Regions from separate parts of the Homo sapiens genome. Here region 1 is linked to region 2. The links are chromatin loops, found by intact Hi-C in ENCODE. Cell type or tissue: heart right ventricle. All regions are shown on one strand. Links, peaks and the distances in the headings refer to the core of each region. The heading gives the core; the rest is flanking DNA. Region 1 overlaps LINC02521 (long intergenic non-protein coding RNA 2521). Region 2 overlaps GMDS-DT (GMDS divergent transcript).

The links. A loop is a pair of places that touch in the nucleus more often than their neighbours do. Peaks named below come from ENCODE experiments on the same cell type or tissue, not always from the same donor. Only the 100,000 strongest peaks of a DNase experiment are listed, where the experiment ranks them.
Region 1: it touches region 2 in a loop (2.2-fold over the local background); 42 of 110 quality-filtered maps call a loop at or near these places.

What each region holds. Positions count from the first base shown.
Region 1 is chr6:2,639,153-2,651,182 of GRCh38, forward strand. It overlaps LINC02521 (long intergenic non-protein coding RNA 2521), which reads left to right. Exons shown (of 3, transcript NR_149119.1): 3 at 536-1,407. Among named protein-coding and RNA genes, the nearest start is that of LINC01600, 11 kb to the left of the region's middle. RefSeq lists an enhancer at 265-780. In heart right ventricle, for the core only: no CTCF peak of the experiment used is centred there; no DNase peak of the experiment used is centred there; H3K27me3 peaks cover 1,709 bases.
Region 2 is chr6:2,358,739-2,370,768 of GRCh38, forward strand. The region is part of intron 4 of GMDS-DT (GMDS divergent transcript); the gene reads left to right. Among named protein-coding and RNA genes, the nearest start is that of GMDS-DT, 120 kb to the left of the region's middle. In heart right ventricle, for the core only: no CTCF peak of the experiment used is centred there; no DNase peak of the experiment used is centred there.

The sequences.
Region 1 (12,030 bases), core at 1,928-9,927, 280 kb after region 2:
TGGCCTGTTTTTTCCAGGGTGTCGCCGGGATGGTCCTGGGATCTTAGGAGTCGCAGAGGGCCGACCAGGATGAACAAACGTCAATCAGAGCCCCAGTGATGCACTGCGGGATCCCTGTCTCAGTCCTGCCTAGGTGATGTGTGGATGAGTCTCCCCTGAGATCGTCCCACTGTGACTTCGAGGGCTGGCCTGCCTGTATGGCCATGGGCTGCTCTCTTCCCAGAGGGGCTTCCTGGCAGCCGCAGAACCCCGCAGCCTCAGGGGCAGCCTGGGTGTGTGTGTGTTTTTATACCACGGTTGTATGTCCGTCTCTGTGTGTGTGTATATGTCTGTGTGCATGTGTGTGTGTTTGTGTGTTTGTGTGTGGGGGGTTGTGTGTTTGTCATGTCAGGCAGGACCAATGTCGCTTGTATACGCGAGGGCAGATTCTTGAAGGTCACGCTTCTTCCTGGTGCACAGCTTTCTGCGTTTCTGCTTCAGCTGTGTGGCTGGTTGGCATTTGTTGATCTTGCATGTCCTGTTTGGGTTTGTTTAGGCCTCGGCAAAGTGGGGAGCTGCCTCGGTCCAGCAGGGGTCCAGATCACCTCCTCATTTAGAGGGACCATGTCTCTAGAGAGATGACATGCCAAAAACGGAAACCTCACAGGAGCTTTTTGTCCACCTGCAAGCGAGGTGCAGACACGTTTGAGATGGTGGATGGACTTTTTTTTTTCTCTTTTCTCTCTTTCCAAAATCTGGACACACCATGGCCCAGTGATGGAGAAGAAGTCGAGGACCTGTCAAGGATCTTCTTTCTTAGGAGTGGCGGAGGGCTGACCAGTCTCAATAAAGCACAGGGGGAGCCCCTGTGACCCAGCGTCTGGGTGGCAGCCTGTGGACAATCTGCAGCTCATCTGGATCACGCAGCTCAGCTGAACTCACAGCCCGAGGTCCAGCACTGCCCAGGGGCTGGCAGCCGTCCTGCTTGGGTGGGGCTCTGCAGGATGGGCAACCACACGACGGTCTCCCTGGGAGCCTGGGAAAAGGGAGGATTCACAGATTACAAGGGGACAAGACCCTGTTGGACAAAAATGACCAAGTGGGAAGCTGCCTAGCTCTGACCAGGTCTGGGAACACACTGGGATTGGAAGTCATCTAAATATAGCCTGTTTATAGACTGCGATCTGACTTTCTCAGGCACTGTTTGTATGAGAGCTGGTAACTATAGCACAATTTTTCTAAACTGGTCATTTTCAACACTGACTTTTTATTTGCATTTGAAATGATTTTATTATTGGCACCAGAGAACTAGAACCTCGGACTATTGCTGTGGCTGAAAGCTACGCACAGCTTTCCATGAAATCTTAATTTATCAGCCTGTTTGGGTGTTTGAACATTTAAAGCAAGCAAGATAAAAGAATCTGAAGGGATTGCTTCTTTTCACATCTTGTCATTCATCCGGCTTTGTTTTTAACTGCTCAGTTCAGTTCACTGAAAGTCTGTATTAATGCTTCACCCATCCACAGAGGTGTAAATATGAATGACAGTGGGAGGAAGATAATCCCATAGTCTTGGGACAGTGGGGCATCCAAATACCTGCACGACAAAGGAGTAAAGAGACTTAGTAGGAAATCCAAGTTACCCTTTTCCCCCTCACTGCAGGCATTCCCCAGGTTTCAGGAATCAACGCCTGCATTTGCTTTCATCCTTTCTCTTAGCCAGTGGTCCCCTCAACCACGGCTATCTCTGAGAATCCCCTGGGCAGATTTTCAAAGTTCCATGCCCAGCCATGCCCAGGGTGCACCCCAGACTGGTCATCAGGTCCCAACCCTTGGGGTGGGTGTGCAAAAGCTCCCTAGTGGATTCTCAAGTTGTACTGGGTGGAGACAGCCGCCTAGCAGGCCATAGTACACGGAGCTCCAGGGTAAATGTAACCATGCAGATAGGGAACAAAAGCAACGAACATTTTAAAAGAAAATAATGGAGCAAAGATTCTTTGACTTTGGGCAGTGACTAGTGGATTTCTGAGAGAGTCGTGATATTTTAGGCAGTTCTAAAGTAAAAGCACAGAATATAACCACAAAGACCTGAAAGCCAAAACCGAGAGGAGAGTCTTCTGAAGCCTTTCCGGCCATCTGGTTTCCTCCTCAACACTCAGTGCCCATGAACTTTCCTCCTCCATCCTCGTTAAGTACTGCTCTCCATGTATGAATGTAGTTAATTCACCCCAAAGAGTAAATCACCACTGAGAACCAAAGTGATATGTTTTCTGGAATGTTCACACATGACCCCTCCTCTCCACACTCATCAATACACATGCACACACCACACACACGCACAAACACACAGATGTAGACCCACGTCCCCACACATGCTTGCACTCATACACACAAGGGTGCACGCACGCATCCACATGTACACCATGCACACATGCATGCACACACACAGACAGGCACACACACACACACACACGCACGCACAAACATGACTAGGACAGCAGGCTGCTCTCCTAATCACCGTGGTATAAATCGCCTCTTTTCTTCAAGTCTCAGAAGGTTAGTTTCCTTTTTGCCTTTTTAAAACCATCTGCTCTTCCCCCTAAATTAGCTATATCCCAGGGCTCATCTCCTATAACTTCTCCTAAAAACAAGTCTATAAGACTTTTTCATTTCAGAGAACTTAAAAAAAAAAAAACAAGGAAATAGACAAGGTGGTAGGAATGACAAGTGTGGGAGAGAACAGAGAGTCAAAAAAGATGGAAATTTCTTTTCCCGTGGTTCCCACACTCCTAATTGCCTTTTCTAGGAGATTAGAAATATTCACCTACCTCTGGCTCCAGTGTGTTTCCTAGTGGCTGGCTGGGAAGCCCAGCAGCTTCAGGTCTTTCATTTCATTCCTGCAGGTAGAACTCACTCCTCACCCCACCCCATTCTCTTCCATTCACTCGTCCCTACATCCTGCAGGATGCGTGTGTCACAAAGGTTCCCTTTTTAGCATCTCTGTTTGCAATGTTAGGCATTTACTCGCACTGGGCTTACAGTTTCTAGTTAAAGGATCAACTCTACCAGGGCAGAAAGCATTTTGGCCATCAACCAAGAGGGGAGGGAGGATTGAGTGACCTGGACCTTTTCCGTGTGCTCCCAGGATAAGGGAGGACAAATGGAAAGCTTCCTTCCTATAAATGCTACATGGGCCAAGATAGTGGAGGGGAATACTTCACAGCAAAGTAACTCTCAACACTTACTAATTAAGCACGTGGCAGTGCCATTTATTAAGTCTGGTAGGAATGGTTAGAGGCTCCACAGCTTAAAAGAAAAAAAGTAGTAATATTGAATAGTTCTATTTATGTCAAACTATGACAACATATTAATGTCAAAATGTGCAGCCAGTCTGTCACCATTTGAGGTTACTAATATGTCTGCAAGGCCCTTTAAGAACAGTTGTTCCCAGCAGTGGAGAACATGTGGCCCAGTCTAGGAAGCTTCAGCCCCAGTTCTGCCAAAAGGAATGCAAGGCAATTGTGCAGCCACTCTGTGCCTCAGATCTTATCTGCAAATTGAGGGGAATAACATCGGCCTTAGGGTCGGTGCATCCCTTAAGAATATTTCAGGGCTGGGCATGGTGGCTCATATCTGTAATCTCAGCACTTTGGGAGGCTGAGGCCAGCGGATGGCTTGAGCCCAGGAGTTCAAGACCAGCCTGGGCAACATGAAATGGCCTCGTCTCTACAAAAAATACACAAATTAGTCAGGTGTGGTGGTGCATGCCTCTAGACCCAGCTGCTAGGGAGGCTGAGGTGAGCGGATTGCTTGATCCCAAGTCAAGGCTGCAGGGAGCCAGGATCATGCCACAGCACTCCATCCTGGGTGACAGAGCAAGACTTGTCTCAAAAAAATAAAAAAAAGAATATTTCAGGATATTGCTTAACAACAATGTTAGCTGAACAGTAAGTGCATGAAAAGGTACTCAACATTAAGCCACACTGAGATAGCGCTATACCCCTACTAGAATGGCTAAAGTTAAAAAATTGAGTATATCATGTGTTAATGAGGAGGAGGGGCAACAGGAACTCTTCTATACTCATGGCAAATTGGCACAACCACTTTGGAAAACTGTGTGGCCATATGTACTTAACCATGACCCAGAAATTCACATCTGGGTATTTACCCAAGAGAAATGACTGCTAAGTTTATGCAAAGACTCAAATGCGAACGTTCATGGCAGCATGATTCAAATAAGCAAGAACTGGAAAGAACCCAGGGGCCCATCAGCTGCTAAATAAATAAAGTCTGGGATATCTATACAATGAAACTACTGAGCAATAGAAAGGAACACAGCATTAACACAAGCCACAGATGAATGGAGCTCAAAACCATTCTGCTCAGTGAAGGAGTCAAACACACAGCATTACATATCACTTGATTCCATTTATATGAAAGTCTAGAAAAGGCAAAGCTATAGTGGCATAAAGGTCCTTAACAGTTGCCAGGGGCTGGGGCCAGGAGAGGGGATCGGCTACACAGGGACTCAAGGAAATTTCTAGGGTGATGAAAATGTTCCAGATCTTGATTGTGGTGATGGCTGCTCTATAAAATAACCAAAACTCACCATACCGGGCACTACAGTGTGTGTTAACTGTACCGTGTGTGTATTTCAAATGCCTGAATTTTATTATATGTAAATAATGCCTCAATAAAGCCAGAAAAACATTTAAATGAATTGTCCCTCACGCAACATCCATTTTAATACTATCATTATGGTATTATCTTTGGGCAGACCGTATTTGCTGACTTCCACTCATGGCTGGTGTTACCTACTTCTGGGGCACTTGGTTGAGTTTAAGGATCACGTTGGCATGGCTCTACCACTTCTGTGCTTTCTAAGGGGGTGGCTGTGTCTTCCACTGGCCAGGGGAGCAACAGTAGTGTGACAGCCTTCTGTTTCCAGCAGAAGAACCAGCAGCTGCAGGACTGAAGCTGCCCTTTGGGTCAGTGCTCAAGGAAGAGAGGCTGGTGGTAGAGAGGTGTTAGACACCCCTTACTGTTCTCAGAGAGCTCTGGCCACTGACTTGGATGGCTGGAGCCTCACAGACAGACATGGTGGAAGCCGAGTGAAAGGGGAGGTCCTGAATCAGAGATTCCCGAAGCAGATCTCAAGTCCAATGGGACACATGCAGGGAGGAAAACCACTCAGAGGAAGCAACATTCATCCTCCCATTGCATTAAAAATAAATACAAGACCACCATTCATTCAAATAACTGGGCCCATTGTGTATTCAAATAACCACTGACTGACCTTCTCTTCCACTTCATCGAGTGGTGGAGAATTAGCAGAAGCGACCTGGCCAACTGGTCATTTTGTTCACATGTACATAGGCCCAACCTCAAGGACATTGGGGTGGTATCTGTTTTGAGTTATTTTGAAAGCAAAGCCTGAAACACACGTGTGAATGCAGGTAGCTTCCATGGAAAGTAATCGCAGGAAGCAGTGGGAAACAGAAGACCAAAAGGGAAGAAAGTCAACATGGACTATGTTATCGGGCTGGCTACTGCAGTGGGCAACGCGGCTCAGCTCTGCTGGAGGGTTTCTGAGGAACTGGAAAGAATACGCCTCATAGTTCTCTCTCCCAAGGGCAGAAAGCTAGGTAGTTCCCACTGACTTCCGGCTCCCCTTGGTTGAGGGTCCCCATTCCAGGGCTGTGTGTGCCCGGACAAAGCTACTATCTGAGGCTTAGGAGAAAGTCCTGGGGCTGAAGAGAGACCCCTGACGCACACATGTGGGGGGCACGGAAACCAGGTTGGTGAAGTGGTGTGGCACCAGCTGCAGCACCAAGGTCCAAAGGAGGGTGGCTGGGGGTGACAACCTTTCTGCTAAAAGAGATGCAAACCCAACATCTCTGGAAAGGGAGGGGTGGAATGGACAGTTCATTCTGGGAGATGCTTTGGGTGCCCCTCAGCACTGCTCGGAGGAAGGGGGGTGAGCTTTCAGCCATGCCTAGGTTGCCATTGGCCTCTGATTCTCTTGGACCTTGGTGGTGTAGGTCTCCTCAACCCTGGAAGAAACAGAGATATGAGATTGTTGCCACGTGCCTGTCATCCTGAGACTCGGACCACGCCATTGCACAAACACACATGTGGAGGTTTAATGGTTTAACTTTAATCATATCCAGTTCCCGCCAGGCAAGCTGGGGGCACACTTCCTGCCCTTCTGCCTTGCACCTGCAATGAAGGCCCTGGATCTAAGTGGAAGACAAGGTGTATTTGAGACAATCTGATACTTCAGCCTTATTCCTGGGGTAGGTGTGCACGGTATGCATGTGTGTAATAAGAGCTCCTGGGGTGACCAAACACTTGCCAAATGGCCTGGGGACACTCTGCTTTTTGAATTTTTCTTTGGAGACAGGCAAGAATCAGCAGGTTTCTGCCATTTTTGAAATATCAGCTGACAGTGCCCTGCCTGCTCTATAAAGGTCATTCCAGCTGGAGGTTTGAGTAAATGTCTCTAACTCTCTGAAAAGCTCACATCCTGGAACAAAACTCTTGCCTTCCCAAAGGAGGAGAACAAAACCCCCCAGCCAGCTCACAGAGGGCAAATCAGAGGCAAGAGGAGGGATCTCAGATAAGCTCTTAATAACGAAAACCTTTTATTAACAATGGTGTTTCCCTGTCTCACAAATTCCCAGGACCTGGCTGAGCACGTTGGGTAACTGTGAGGCCAGCCTATCCCCAGAGTGTATTTGACACTCAATAAAAAACCTGCACTAATTTAAACAGCTCCAGAATAGCTGACAATATGGACAACATTTCAGACTGGAAGGAAAAGTAAAAAAGGAATGAAACACTTTCATTTTTGAATGAACAGATTGATTTTCAAACATAAATGATAGATAAAGTCAAGCTCACAGACACGTCTACAATGAGTAATTATCTGGTAGACATTGACCTAGCCTGGGAAAAAGCTGGGATATTATGTTAGCTCAAATGTGCTTCCTTGCCTTCCACTTGGAATGGTGGCCTTTCATGACAGGTGCAAGGCAGTGGCAGGTTGTGAGTGTGTGTGTGTGTGTTTAAACAATTTTCCATCTTTAAGCCAACTTTACTGGATTCCAGTATTTTACCTATGAACTCATGATTATTTAGCTTAACCTTTATTTACATTTTCTCTGAGAGTGAAACACTGTGTGTGTGCATGTGTGTGTGTGTCTGTATAGTGGGTGGGTGTATGTGTGTGTGTAGTGGATGGGTGGGCATAGGTGTGAGTGGATGTGTGTGTGGTGGGTGGGTGTATGTGTTCATGTGTGTGTGTAGTGGGTGGGTGAGTGTAGATGCACGTGGGTGTGTGTGTAGTGGATGGGTGGGCATAGGTGTGAGTGGATGTGCATGTGTAGTGGGAGGGTGGGCGTAGGTGTGTGTGGGTGTGTGTGTAGTGGGTGGGTGGGTGTACATGTGCACATGTGTGTGTAGTGGGTGGGTGAGTGTAGGTGCACGTGGGTGTGTGTTTAGTGGATGGGTGGGCTTAGATGTGAGTGTGTGTGTGTAGTGGATGGGTGGGCTTAGATGTGAGTGTGTGTAGTGTGTGGGTGTGTATAGGTGTGCATGGGTGTAGGTGTATGTGAGTTTACAGAGAATAGAAAATAATAGCAGGGAGCATAGACATAAGGAGATTGTCTGATGCCATAAGCGCCACTTTGGTGCTGGCTGCTTTTGTGACCACAGCTACCATTGCTGCAGTGACATGGGTCAGAGGAGCAACTTTCCAGTAACCTCTAAGCAGAGGCATTTTTCACAATAGAGAGATTTTCAAAATTTCTCAAATGATCTCTTTCACACGGTCTTTCCTGTGCCCCACAGTTTCGATGGCATTCTCACCAGGTCAGCGCCCACAGGCTGCAGGTATGCCTGTGAACAGACATTGGAGGAGAGAAATGGAATGGCTTTTGGGTTAGAAAGTTCTTAGGGTAAATCTCAACTTGGCTGCTTTCTCACTGAATAAACTTAGCTGTAACACTTAGCTGTAAAAGACTGTTTCCTTATCTAGAAAGTTGGTATTACAGCAGGACATACCATTTTGCAAAGTTTGTTATAAAGTTTAAATTAAATAGTGAGGGTGAACCTCTCAGCACACTGTCAGACACAAAGTGTCTGTTCAATTAATGATGATAACTATGAACCCATGGTATACCAGATGATTTTTTACAAACATAAGCACCAGTGCTTGAAACTATCCTTGATTTGTTTGTCTTGGGGGCCAGCCTGCCTCTTTGGGCAGCACATTAGGACTTTATTTTAATACGGTACATGACAGCATGAAACTCAGCAACAGTACTCTGCCATGGATTGTTTCCAAAGGAGCATGGCCATGAAGGAGTTAATGCAGTTTTGCTTCCAAGGAGATGCCCTGGAGTGGATCCCATAGGCACTGCTATTGGGAGAGTGCTGGTATTTTGTTTTATATTGTAAGCTGGGTCGCTCCCCAACTGTAGCACAGACTACTTTGGGGTTAATGCTATAACAGGATTTGAGGAAATTATTAATGTTAAATGACTATATGAGAAAAGAAAAAATAGTTCAAATCAGTAATCTAAGCTTCCTCCTTAAGAAACTAGAAAAAATACAGCAAACTGAACCTAAAGAAAGAAAACAATAAAGAACATAATTCAATGAAATAGAAAATTAATACATAAAACCAATGATGCAAAATCTACTTCTTTGAGAAGATCAGTAAAATGATTAAACTTCAAGTCAGATTAATCAGGAAAGAAGAGGTAAGTCACAAATTAGAAGTGAGAGAGGTGGCATCATCATAGATTCTACAGATGTGAAAAGGATCATAGAAAATATTATGAACAACTTTATGTCAATAAACCTAGGTAAAAATCAGTTAAGTTCCTTAAAGGACAGTAACTACCAGATTCACTCAAATATAAATGGATAACCAGAATAATTCTGTATCTATTAAAAAAATTAAATTAAATTTGTAGTTTAAAAACCTTCCCACAAAGAAAACTCTAGACAAGATGGCTTCACTAAATAATATCAATTCTACATACACTCTTCCAGAAAACTGAAGAGAGGAAATGCTGCCTAATTTTTTCTGTCAGGTCAGCACTGCCCTGAAGCCAAAAGACAACAAAACTATGGTATAATATCTTTCACAAACATAGATATGAAAATTCTTAATGTAATTTTACCAAGTTGATTCTGAGAACACATAAAAGGAGATAAACCATGACCAAGTTGAGTTTATTCCCGGGATGCAAGATTGGTTTAATATTTAAAAATCAATAGATGTAATTCACCATATTAACAATCTAAAAAAGAAAAGCCATATGATCATCTAAATAGATTTTTAAAAGTACTTGACAAAATCCATTGCACAGCACTGATGAAAACTCTCAGAAAACCAGGAATAGAAGGAAACTTCTGTAGCCTGATAAAGACCATCTATAAGAAACTTTCAGCCAACATTATGTGTAATATTGAAGGAGTGAAAGCTTTTCTGTAAGATCAGGAAAGAGATGAGGTTATTTGCTCTCACTACTTCTATTCAACATTGTACTAGAGGCTCTGGCCACCATAATAAGAGAAGAAAAGAAATAAAAGGCATTCAGATTGGAAAAAAGTAAAATTGTTCTTATTCATAAGTGACATGATTTCTATGCAGAAAATTTAATAAAATATACAAAAATGTGAGAATTATTGGGCTCAGCAACATTGCAAGATATAACATTGCAAGACATAACATTGCAAGATCAACATACAAAATCAAGTATTTCTTAAATAGCAAAAAAAAAATCAGAAACTAAAGTTTTAAAGATACATTTACTGTAGCACTAACAAATATGAAATACTTAGTGATAAAATCTGACAGCAAGAATGAAAGATTAGCACACCGAAAACTGTAAAACACTGGTGAGAGAACTTAAAGAAGATCTAATTAAATGTATAAATACACTGTGTTCATCTGTCAGATGACTCAGTATTTTCAAGGTCTCAGTTCTCCCCAAGTTAATTTGTAGGCTTAATGCAATCTCAATTAAACTCTAAGCAGATGTTCTTTGTAAAAACTAACAGACTGGTTCAAAAATTTATATGGAAATGTTAAGAACCTGAAATAGCTAAAACAATTTGAAAAAGAACAACGTTATAGGACAAACAATATATGATTTCAAGATTTCTTATAAAATTCCAGTAATCAAGACAGAGCAGTCCTAGCATCTAGGCAGACAAGTAGATTTATGGAGCAGAATAGAGAGTCCAGACCACACATATGGTCTTTTCTAACTGGTTTTAGAGAGAGGCATAAAGTTAGCACAAAGCAGAAAAGATTTTCTCTCTGGAAATACTGTTGGAACAATGGATAGCCATAGGTAAAAAAAAAAAAAAGTAAATAAGTAAATGACTTCTATCTATATTTTTCACCATGTGCAAAATTTAACTCAAAATGTGTTATAAACCTAAATATAAAGTTTAAAATAATGAAACAGCAAAAACCATAGGATAAAATCTTTAGGATTTGGGGTTAGGCAGACTTCTTAGCTATGGCACTGAAAGCACAAGTCATAAAGGAACAAGTTGATAAATTTGACTTTAAAATTAACTTTTGCCAGCTGGTTGCAGTGGCTAACTCACGTAAACCTAGCACTTTGGGAGGCAGAGGTGGGTGGATCACTTGAGGTCAGGAGTTCAAGACCAGCCTGGACAGCATGGTTGAAACTTCATCTCTACTAAAAATACAAAAATTAGCCGGGTATGGTGGCGGGCACCTGTAATCCCAGCTACTCGGGAGGCTGAGGCATGAGAATCGCTTGAACCCAGGAGGCAGAGGCTGCAGTGAGCCGAGATCACACCACTGCACTCCAGCCTGGGTGACAAAGCAAGATTCCATCTCTAAATAAATAAATAAATAATAAATAATAAAATTAAATTAAGTTTTCCTACTTAAAAGATACTATTAAGAAAATTAAAAGAAAGCCACAGATTGATATAAAATATTCACACATTGTATATCTTATGAAGGATCTATAGCCAAAATATTAAGAACTCTCAGAACTCAATAATAAGAGAGGAAACCACTCAATAAAAGAGGACAAAAAATCTTATCAGGCACTTTATCAGAGAAGATAGGCAGGTGGAACTTAAGCAAATGGAAAGATACTCAAATTAAACAGTCATTAGGAAACGCAAAATAAAATAATGATTTACCACTACAAATCTATTAGAATGGCTAAAATTTAGAAGGCTGACCATAAGAAGTGTTGGCAAAGATGTGGAGAAACTGGTGACAATGCCAAATGGCACAATTAGTGTGGAAAACAGTTTGTCAGTTTCTTAAGAAGTTAAATATTCCTTTATTGTATGATTCAGCCATTTTACTTGTAGGTGTTTATCCAAGAAAAATGAGGGCATGTGTCTATACAAATACTTGCCCATGAATGTTCACAGCAGCTTTATTTCTAATAGCCGAAATTTGGAAACAATCCAAATGTCCATCAACAGGTGAATGCATTAAAAAGGTGGTATTTCCATGCTATGTATTAGTACTCAGCGATACAAATAAACTATTGACACCACATGGATGAATCTCAAAATAATTATCTTACATGAAAAGAGCCAGACAGAAAATGAATACATATATATGATTCTATTTATATGAAATTGTAGAAAATACACACTAATTCATAGTGACAGAAAACACTTCAGGATTTGTATTGGAATGTGGACATGGATGTGATTTAGAAGGGGGCAGTAAAGAAGCCTTACAAAGAGGCCTGAGGAAAGTTTGAAGCGTAGTGGCTATGTGTGTTATCTTGATGTGATCATTTTGTGGATATATACATGTTTCAAAACTTCTCAAATTGTATACTTTATGTGCAGTTTACTGTACGTTAATCATATCTCAATAAAACTCTTAAAATCATGAGTATATTGGTTATCTTCTTTATGAATTGCCTATATGCATATTTTCAAAGCACAATGTGTATAGATTTTTATAAATCTTTTTTTTTTCTATTTTGTTTATTCTGCTTATTTTTAAAAGTAAAATTTTGGC
Region 2 (12,030 bases), core at 1,636-9,635:
TTGGGTCCCTACTTTCAATTATTTTGGGCTTATACACAGAAGTGGAATGCTGGATCGTATTGTGGTGCTATGTTTAACCTTTTGAGGAACTACCAAACTGTCTTCCACAACAGCTGCAAAATTTTACATTCCTACCAGCAATGCGTAAGGGTTCCAGTTTCTCTACATCCTTGCCCACACTTGTTATTCACCCTCATTCTCACCTATTTTGCTAAGAGCCATCCTAGTGGCTGTGAGGTGATATTTCACTGATATGCACTTCCCTAATGACTAATGTTGTTGAACGTCTTTTCATGTGCTTATTGGCCATGTGTATATTTTCAGAGAAATGTCTATTCTAGTCTATTCCATTTTTGAATTAAATTTTGTTTTTGTTGTTGAGTTGTAGGAGTTAAATGCATGCATTTATATTGTTTTCTTTTTGGTTTCCAAGTCATACTAACAAATTGTACTGTTAAGTTGAAAATAAAATGTGAAGATTTAGCTCACGTACTCTTGATATTTCTTGATAGTGTTGAATACGGTGTTTATATAGTTAATAGTTGCTTTAAAAATGCCATATAAGTCTCAGCCTTCATATTTCTAGGATTGAGAAGACAAGTGGTCATGCCACTGATACTCACACCTGGTACTTAAAAAATGCCATTCCCAAAGTGTTGGGATTACAGGCATGAGCCATTGAACATGGCAGAATTTTTCAATAGAAGTTATGCTTTTCGGTAAAAGTTGCTTTGCCGGAGAATAACACAGTGGTTTGGGCTATCCTGCTTCATGGCTGCAGCTGCTCCTCAGCTACCATTGAGCTCCCACCTCCCTGCTCTTAACAGAGGAAGACATAGGGAAAGAAAAGTAGATAAAACCTAAATAAGCTGCTTTCCCAGTTTGCTGTTGGCTGGGATGATATCTTATTACCTGCTGCACACCTTCATTTGTCAGTCTCCTTTGATTTGAGGAGGACATTTTAGTGGGCATGTGGTGTCTCCCTGTTATGGGCTAAATTGTGTTCTCCCTAAACTCATATGTGATCATATTTGGAGACAGGGTCTTTACAGAGGTAATCAGATTAAAATGAGGTCATTAAGGTGTTCCTTGTTCCAGTATGACTGGTGTCCATATCAGAAGAGGAGATGAGGACACAGACACACATAGAGGGAAGACCACATGAAGACAGAGGGAGAAGATGACCTCTACAAGCCAAGGAGAGGGGCCTCAGGCCAGCACAAGAGCACAGGGCAGGCACCTCTTCCTGCTCACTGGGGAGAGCCTGAAGTCTCCAGTGTGGTCACCTCTGATGAGCTGTGTGCTTGGAAGGAGGGCAGGGGCAAGAAGGCCCAGAACAAGGAGTGAGTGCCACTGTGTCCTCAGGGACCTGGCTTCTGCTGGGCCCAGCTGGGCAGCTCTACTCTGTCACCATCTCAGCTTCCCGTGGCTTGGCTGCTTCCTGTGCATGAAGACACCATCCCCACTAACCTGCCCCAAGGCAGGGCCTGTGTGTCGGTCGGAATATCTCTGTCTGTGGATGCCAGGGAAATGAATGAAGGTGCTGATACTCTGCACTCAGGCACTTCCAGTAACATTACTGCATCTAAAGCTGTTTGTTTCACTTTCAGAAGGTGAATTCCACGAGGGCCCTCTGTCGTCTGCCCTACCCCCTGCACATAGTTCCATGCCTGGCATTTCAGAAGTGTTTGTTAATACTGAGTGTAGGATAGGAAAAGGTTTGTAGTATGGATAATATAAATAATTGGTCTAATGAGACTGATGCTGAATTCTGCTGTGCTACCTACTGTCCCATCCCTCCGCAGGGCCTGTCTTGAGATGCACCTTGTTTGCCCACGGGGGAAACGTGCTTTGGAAAGTGCTGGACACCATGGCTGTGCAGGCCCAAGAAGGTGATGTATTTAGTGTGCTTCAAGAAAACTAACATTTTCAGAGGGAGCAAGTTACTTATTATTGGTTACCCTTAATATATACCATCTAGATTAAGCATATTTATTTCCAAATTGTTCGCTAAGGTACAGGTCCTTGCCTTAGTCAGTCTGAGCTGCTGTAACAAATTACCATAGACTGAGTTGTTCATTAACAACAAAGTATTTCTCATGGTTCTGGAGGCTGGAAGTCTGAGGTCAGGGTGCCAGCATGGTTGGGCTTCGGTGAGGGCTCTCGTCTTGGTTTACAGACAGCTAGACAGCTGTCTGTATCCTCACATGGCAGAGAGAGACAAAGGTTGCAAGCACTCTGCTGTCTCTTCTTATAAGGGCACTAATTCCATCGCAAGGGCTCCACCCTCATGACTAATCATTTCCCAAAGGCGCTGCCTCCTAAAATCACATTGGGTGTTAGGATTTCAACATATGAATTTGAGGGGGACTCAAACCTTCAGACCATAACAGTTCATGGCTAAGATTATAAATGACCAAAGCCCAGTGTCACCAATAATCCAGCTCTAGAAAGTGTAGTAATGGAAACGACTTCATCCCCATGAGATGGAAACAGTTAGAAGGATGAATGACTCAAGCCTTGACAAGGATATGGAGAGACAGGGTGTTGCTAATGGGAGTGCAACTGGTACAGTTATTCTGGAAAACCATCCGTTTCTTTGTGAACTCAAGTGTGCATCTGTCTTCTGACCCAACAGTCCCACTCTTGAAGTTGCGCAATGTGTAGCTTTTACAACTATAAGCGGTGGCCCTGATTCAAGACCACAGAATGAGCCACTGGAACATCTGGGATGAGGACCTCCTGCTTGCCAGGTAGTTGAAAGACCTATGTTCGTCATAGCAACAGGGCCTGGAAAAGAGAAGAAATACAGCCTTTGTATTTCTGGGATTGAGAAGGAAAGCAGTCATGCCACTGAGAATCTCTGGGTCTGGAAAGGGGGTTGGTCATTGTGGATTCCATGAAGGCTCTGCCGGAAGAATCTGGAAGGACTGAGTCTTCAGAGCCTCAGCCCTGGGAGGCGGAGTGACAGGGACCTATACCGATTGAGGACAGAGAGGAAAAGGTCCCTGCTGAGCATTTCTCTTTTGAAAGACCCTCTGGCTGCAGCCTGGATGAGCAATGCTGACAGGTGATTCGCAGTACTGGCTGGCAGTGTAAACCAAGTTAGCAAAATAGAAGCAGCAGCCTGGGAGAAAACAGGGCTTGGAAGAAGACTGTGGTGGAGACTTCCAGGACTCCTAGATGATCCAGGAGGACAAGAAAGTGCAAGTTTGGGATCCTGGAATTCCTGCCAATCTGCAGGTGGAGGCTTAAGCCAGTACTGATTTAATCTGAAACCTAACGTGAATGAAACAGCTTGCACAGCGCAGCAAGCGGCAGGAGCAGTGTCTCCATGCCAAGCTCACCAACATGTCCATTTCCTTACTGGGTGGTGACTGTCTCAAAAGGAGGATCCACGTTTGGTTTTACTTTGTATCACCATGACTTGGCACAGGATCTGGTACATAGTAGTTCTCAGTAGACGCTAGCTGAGGGGCAAATAAGGAATGGTACAACGTGTGTGGACACAGGTTAACCTTATGGAGGTCAGAAGAAGGCAGAGGGGAGCAAATGGAGTCCCAGACATCAAAGGAACGTCCCCAAAGCCCTCCCCACCCACCTCTCTCTTTCTCTCTAACAGTAGGGTTTACAAAGAGCAGCTTATTCCGGGTGATTTGCTCAAGAATCTGGCAAGGGTAGGGTCTCTGCTTCCAAATACTTCTGAAGAAGCAAAACTCGGAGAGGGATATTGATTGACAGGTGATAATTATTCTATGATATACCCACCATGCTTACTTTGTGACACACCTTGGAAGAGAATCCATCCCAAATTGCACTCTTAGCTCAGATTTCATCCTGACCTTTTCTCATCCATCCACATCCAGTAAAGTTCTGGTTAGAAACCCAAATAACGACTGGAATGGAAAAACAAATTACCCACATTCCAAGAGCTGGCGTGCATAGTAGGAACTTAATTCATTTCTTGACTGATTGATTTCCCTAGAATATGTATATTTTCTTGTAATACTTTGTACCTAGTAGTCCATAAAGAAAAAAGGGGCACTTCGTTTCTAACATTTGAGGGAGAAGGCTATTGAAACTGTAACTGCTGATAAGATTTTTTTTTTTATTTAATTTCCACAAATCTTGACCTTTGCTAACAGAATTTAGTTTTGGCCTCTCTATGGTATTTGACAGATTCCAACTGAAATGAAAACTTCAGCTGCAGTAAGTTTTAGTCCTTGGAATGGAGAATTGTGAAATGCTTTAGTCAGATTTAAGGATCGATTTATCAGTTTTATAATAAACAAATGCAGATCTGCTCTTTCTAGACAGGCTCTGTTGAGTTTAGTGGCTGGGGGTATTGATATGGAACCCTGAGTAGACCAAGGTGTAAAAGGTTATAAACAATCTTTTCAACTCCTTATCCTATTCTTGGGGTGAGGTGCACTTCAGTGTTTTCCTACTACATTAATATATGTCTATGGATATAAAAACAATCATAGATTAGATGTGAGATAGGCTTTAGAACACAGATTTATAGTTTTATCGCACTATGTAGGGTAGGTATTTCCACAGCTAAGTTATATCTGGTTTACTTCTGTGTCCAAACACATGGGAGAATTGCACATGCTCCTCCTGCCCTGCCTGGTAGTTAGTCATGGCTGTGTGACTTGCTTCAGTCACTGAAATGTGGTTTCTGCCTTTCTAGACATTTCCTTATCTGTCATGGCTATCGTGGAAGCAGGTATCAGATGGTCAATCTGGGTTCCCGAGTGACTAGGATGAGCAGAGCTGATCCTCTACATTGAGCCTATGGATCATTAGTAAGGAATAAGCTGAGCCATTCAGGTTGTCTATGACTGCAGCATAACCTAGCTAGTCCTGACTAACACAGTAAACTCCATATTCATGCACATAAAATGAACATGCAAATAGGTGGGAAATAAATAATAGGAATAATGGACAGAGTAATGCAGTCATCAAACTGTATCTTTTCCTTCCTGGATACCAAGATAGGCAACATTGTTCAGCTTCTCTTGCAGGTAGGAGAAATGTGAAAAGAAGTGAGTGGCCATTTCTAGGCCTGGCCCATAGAACATCTCCCATACAATTCCCTGCATATTCTCTAAGCTTTTCTGCCATTCAGATGCAGAGAATCCGGGAAGGCCTCTGATGCTCTCGGAATAGTAGTGCCAGGAAATGGAAGGAACATGGGTCCCTGAAGGATCGCATGGAAGAAAGTCCTCACATTCCCCTGTGACCCATGTTGGGCTCTGATTGAGTGATTAAAACAACAACAACCTTTAAATCACTGATATTTGGGGGTTGTTTCAGAAATTAGCAATAGTTGGATACTTCCTTAAAATAAAAGATACCTATTTTAGTCTCAAGCATCATGCATAATGGGGAAATACAAAGTATTCCATCAAAGTTAGAAGCAGGGGCTGGGTGTGGTGGCTCATGCCTGTAATCCCAGCACTTTGGGAGGCCATGGTGGGTGGATCACCTGAGGTCAGGACTTCGAGACCAGCCTGGCCAACATGGTGAAACCCTGTCTCTACTAAAAATGCAAAAATTAGCCGAGCATGGTGGCAGGCGCCTGTAATCTCAGCTACTTGGGAGGCTGAGGCAGGAGAATTGCTTGAACCCAGGAGGCAGAGGTTGCAATGAGCTGAAATCATGCCACTGCACTCCAGCCTGGGTGAGAGTGAGACACCATCTCAAACAAAACAAAACAAAAACAAAAACAAAACAAAAACAAAAAACAAAACCCAAAACATTACAATAATATTTAGCATTGTTTTGGTGGTACTAGCCACTGCAATCAGATGACAGAGAGGTCATGGATTTTAGCTATCTCAGACAGACTGTGGGATACACTGGCCCTAATACCTCCAAAGATTCATTATATGATAAAAGGGAAATGAAATCAAGGAAGAATAGATGGGTCATATAATAAATAATGCTGGGACAATAGGACAAACATCTGAATAAAATTGGATTCAGTCTTAAATATTAGCACCATGTAAACTGTAGATCGACCAAAGCTTTGAGTGTAAACAAACAAAAAACCTAGAAAGAAACCATGAAAACACTTTAAGAGAGCATAGAAGAACTTTAAAAAGATTGGAATAGGAAACATCTCTCTAATTATGTTACAAAACTCAGAATTCATAAAATAAAAATTATTAAATTCAAATATATAAAAACCATTCTGAGAGTTCAAAAGTTAACGGATGAAGTATGAAAAATATTTAGAAATTGTTTCACAAAGGGCTAATTTCCCTAATATTTAAATTATTCCTTATAAACCAGTAGAAAAGCTTTAACAACATAACAGAAAAATGGGAAAAGACTATGAATAGACGGGACCCAGAAAAGCACATACAAATAAGTGGCTATTTTACTACACCTTTACTTTGGAAAACTTCAAACCTGTACTAAAATAGAATAGGGCAGTGAACCTCCCTGCCTGCACCCATCACTCAGCGTCAACATTGATCAACTCATGGGCAATCTTGTTTTATCTATTACCACTCCCCCCTGCCCCCCGCTCCCTGACAGCTCCCTCAGAAATACCATTTCCACCTACCAGATTGACAAAGATTTAAAAAATTGACAGACTTTGTTAAAGAAAAAGTTAAAAAAACAGGAAGTCTCATACATTGCTAGAAGGAATGTAAATTAATTACAATCCCTATAGAGAGCAATTTGTTCTTACCCATCAAAACTCTAAACACTTCTATCCAGAAATTCTGCTTCAATGATTTTATTATGCAGCTGTACTTGCACGTGTGCAAACAGCACATCCACAGTTATTAATTATAATAGCCAATTATTGGAAATACCTAAAATGTGAAAACTTTGCAGCTCTGAACAAAAATAAGGAAACTATATTGATATGGAGTGTTCTCCAAGGTGTATTGGGGTGAAATGCAAGGTGCAGAACAGTGCAGCAATGTAAGTTCCCATTTGTATAAAAAAAGAAAGAAAAGGCCGGTAGCAACAAGTGCCGGAGGGCCACTTTAGAAGAAACTAGGTAGCTAGGGGTAAGGAGAGAAGGAGAGAAATTCAATTTTTTTTGACATACACTTTTAAATTGTGTATCATCTCCAACTACTAACTATTCAAACATAAAATTAAGTTAAAAATTATAAAACAAAGTCTGATAACCACCACACTGTATTGGCAAAGCCCAATACTTGTGTCCTGCTAGCTGATGAATATAACATACTGATGACGACCTCTCCTCTTTGGAAAATTTTTTTAAAAAGCAACTCATTCGAAAAATAATAATCTGTTGAATTAAAAAGAAATTAGGCTAGGTGCAGTGGTTTATGCCTGTAATCCCAGCACTTTTGGAGGCCGAGGCGGGAGGATCACTTGAGCCCAGGAGTTTGAGACCAGCTTAGCAATATGGTGAGAGCTTGTCTCTATGAAAAAAATTTAAAAAATTAGCCAGGCTTGGTGGTGTATACCTGTATTCCCAGGTACTTGGGAGGCTAAGGTGAGAGGATTGCTTGAGCCTGGGAGGCAGGAGGCAGAGGTTGCTGTGAGCCAAGATCGTGCCAGTGCACTCCACCCTGGGTGACAGAGCAAGACTCCATCAGGAAAGAAAGAAAGAGAGAGAGAGAGAAGGAAGGAAGGGAGAGAGAGAGAAAGGGAGAAAGTGGAAGAGAAGAGAGAAAGGAAGGAAGGGAAGAAAGAGGAAGGAAGGAAGGAAAGAAGGAAGGGAAGAGGAAGGAGGGAAGGAAAAGGAATGGAATTAGTGGCCCAGATCTTGGTTTGTAATTGTAAAGGACAGTTATTCTATGAAGAGTATATACTTAAACTAAGAAAAACATTTTTTAAAAAGAGAAAAGTATTGGCTCCTGCTTTGAGAAATAACTATCCTGTGGAATGTGCTGTGTGCCAGCACTCATGCCCACACATACACATGGCACACATGCATGACGAACACACACACACACACATGCACACATCCCACACACTCCTGTATTGGTAACTTGGCTCTTTTCCCAAGTAGAATGAGACAGCACACACATTTAGAAATTGTTTTACAAACAAAGAACTAAGTTCCCTAATATTTAAATTATTCCTATGAACACACACTCTGGCTTACAATATGCAGTTCTGAGTGCCTCTGCTGAGTCTTGGCGCTTGAGTGGAGGCTCTGTTTGATCAAACACCATGTGTTCTGAACTGCATTTTATTTTACAGCTTTCCAAAGAGCTGTCCAAAATGCCCCCTGCCCCCTGCTTTTCCACAGAGGAACCCCAGCCATCTCAGTGTGTGTCTCCCTCACCCAGCTGACCTGGCCGAAGGCTGTTCTAGGTGCCAAGAGGACCCTTCTCTCATCGTGGGGAGCACTCGGGGATGGTTGCGTTTCCTGCCTCATCCCATTACTGAGGCTTGCTACTCATCTCCCTCCGGGGCACTCTCTTACCCGAGTTGAGATACCTCTGCAACTGAGGGGTTGACTCCATGTCATTTAAAATGGACTTTCCAGCTACATTTGTAAAATGTCATGATGCTCATAAGAAATAATAAATCTATGCAATTTAGTTGAGAAAAATTTCAACTCAACTCAGAGCCCTGAATGGAAACTGACTCGCTGTAATCAATGCATCAGCACTGCTTATCTCAGTGCTAACTAATCAACAAATTTTACTGACCAATAAATACCATGAGCCAGGCTTTGTTCCAGGTGCTTAAGGATGCTGGGATAAATAAGAAAGGCAAGGTGCATGTCCTCCTGAAGCTGATAATTGAGGGATGCAAACTTTGTATTTAGTGTTCAGCATGTTAATCAAGTCTTGCTGTGCTGTGCTGCTGGGACCCTCTTGGAACCTGGTGCTCGTGCCTCCAGCTGCCACAGTGTTGGTAGCTGACAGTCCTCAGCGAAGCCCCTCTTTGGGTACTGCCTTTAGTGGAAGAGAATGGCTTAGGTCCAAGGTCTCATCCTCCTCGAGAGGCACCTGAATCCAATGGCCAGCTGTTCGTAATGGTATGATGCAAAGATGCAGTCCCCACTCATGGCCGGGACTGATTTTTTTCTTAGCCTTGTTCTACAAGTGACCTAATTTCTTTGTTAAGAGAGCAGAAAATAATGACCTTGGTCATTTCTAAGAAAACAGAATACATAGTGACTTTGGTCATTTCTTAGTCTTGCTCTTTCTTCTGTAAGGATCTACTATTTCCTTGAAATCTGTGTCCTAATTATAAACATATGTTTGTAGAATAACCTTTTAAAACTTGGTGTCTCTTTTTCCAACCATATTTGATACTTAATCCAAGTCAGTATTTCAAAGGAGGTCTTCCAAACTAGAACTTTTTCTTGCTTTTAGAACCATCAAAATAAAAGTTGGCCGGGTGCGGTGGCTCACACCTGTAATCCCAGCACTTTGGGAGGCCAAAGTGGGCAGATCACTTGAGCTCAGGAGTTTGAGAACAGCCTGACCAACACAGTGAAACCCCGTCTCTACTAAAAATACAAAAAATTAGCTTGGAGTTGTGCTGTATGCCTGAGAATTGCTTGAACCCAGGAGGCGGACGTTGCAGTGAGGTGAGATTACACCACTGCATGCCAGCCTGGAGTGAGACTCCAGAGTGAGACTCTGTCTCAAAAATAAATAAAATAAAATAAAGCAAATGTTTAATTAATTTAAAATAAATGCTTAAAAACCCAGCATACACAAGGTCCGCATGAGACTCACTGGTGGAATTTGAGTTTAGCGTACCCCACTTAAAAATATTTCTAGGAGACGATTAAAGGATGTCATTCCTCTTTGTCTGTCACAGGTTTCTATATGCTGCAAGTGACAGACAAGTCTACTGGAACTGACTTTAAGGGAAAGCAGTTGTTCTCAACTTGGGCCTATTTGGCATCCTCGCTCCCCCTCCCCAGGGAACATGTGGCAACGTTTGGAGCATTTTTGGTTGTCCCAACTGAGGAGGGGGCGCTACTGGCATCCAGTGGCTAGAGGCAGACGTGCTGCTCAACATCCAGCAGTGCACAGGACAGCTGCTGTGACGAAGAGTGGCCCAGTCCAAATGTCAGAAGAAAGAATGGCCCAGTCCAAATGTCAGTAGAGCTGAGGTCGAGAGGCCTGATGTGATGGCAGTGGCAGCTCAGCATCCCTTTCCGAGGAGAAAGGAATTCCCTCCCGGTAGCTTCTCCAAAGGAAGAGCACGTTTCTGGTTTCCCAGAAGGCCCAGCAAATAGCCGCCCAGCCTCACTGCCTCAGGAGGGTCTTGCTCACTGAAGCCACGCCACAGGGTGATACATGATTTAACTCAGCCATGGCCTGACGCTGGAGCTGGGGAGCGGGAGGAGGGGGCCCCTAGAAAAAAACCGAGGTAGGCTCTCACCAAAAGAAAAGTGAGTGTATGGGTACTAGCAGGAAGAGAAAGAGAGAGGTTTCCTCTCCTGACTGCAAAGCAGGGCTTCCGTGGGACTATGCAACAAAATGTCTTTTGCGTGTTTTCTTTGCACAGTCAAGGAAATACTGCAGAACCAAGTGAAAGCCATGTTGTGCCATTGGGATCCGATTGCTCCAGTGCCACCAGACTATGGGCCCCCTGATGGGCAGCCTGAGCTTTCAAGGGGTATCTGGGGCCCAGAGTAACCCTGAGTATCCAGAGTAATCCATTGGAACTAGGATGGATGCAGGAGTGCCACGCTTCCCAAAGAATCCCTCTGTAGAACCTCAAGTCCTGCATGTGTGTGAGCCCATGTGTGTCTGTGTGTGTTGGGGTGGTGATGGAGGGAAGTGCTTTGGTTTCACCTAAAACCCCCAAACCTTTAGGATAACAATTAGCAATCTGCTCTTTCCCTTTTCTATCCAACCCACCCCCATTAGGAATTACTGTACACAGTGAGAAATGATAGTAATAACTAATATCATTGCGTGCTTACTACGTGCCCGACACCTTAAATGCAAATGGCCACAAGGCCCCTGTGGCAAACATATTTTTATTCCCTTAGAAGGTGAGACAACTGAAACCGAAAGTGGTTATCTGAGACTAGTGCGTGGCTCAAGGGAATGGCGTGGAGGCAGAGAAGACATGGTGAATTGTTGCTCTAAATCAGATTAGATCACTGTGGCTCACAAACATGGTCCTGCTCTAATGAAGCTCTGTCTGGATGTGTCCTGCTTCAGTTAAGGATGTAGAAGGGGACATGTGGCCTGCCACTCTCAGACTGGGGCTCCAAGAGCCAGCACCAGCACGTGATCTGCCTGCCCCCTCTGCCTCCTCCACAACGACTACCAGCATGGTGATATTCCAGAGAAAGCTGCGCCATCAGTCAACCTGCATCCCAGGGGCCTCAGGGGCAGAGCAAGAGCAGACCTGAAATGGATAAGAACTGTGGGCAAGTGAAGAGTCTTTGGTAGAGGAAACTGCTGAGATCTTGCAGCTGTTTGCCATCCTAGAAGAGTGTAGTTATGCTGATAGATTCAGGGGACCTTGGGACTTTTGGCCTTAAAGATTTGGGTCCCTAGAGTTCGCAGCTGAGAGGAGTGCATGGCAGAGTCTCCTTTGGTGCGCTGTTGTGCTAGCCATGGGACCCGTGTGCAGAGGATTTACAATGAAGCAGTGGTCGGGTGGGTCCCACCTTCCCACACCCCTGGGTTGCTGGGATTGGGGGAGTGGTGAGCATTGGAAGGAGGTACTCAGAGGGGAGAGGGCTTCAGCCTATAATCTGATATCTAGGTAGACATTTGCCCTATTGTGAAATAAATGAAGTAAGGATTTCTAGGATCTTTTATATGAAATAAAATTAGGCCCAGATGGTTTCACTGGTCAAATTTTCTAAATGTTTAGGAGAGAAACAATAACAATGCTATACAAAGTTTTCCAGATGATAGAAAAAAGGGAACACTTTCTATTATGAGGCATCTACCCTGAATATCAAAATCTGACAAGGAAAAGACAGGAGAATCACAAGATGCTTAATTCCCTAATAAGATATTAGCAAACCAAATCAACTGGTGTATAAAAAGGATAGAACATCATGTTCAGATGTGGTTTATTCTAGGGATT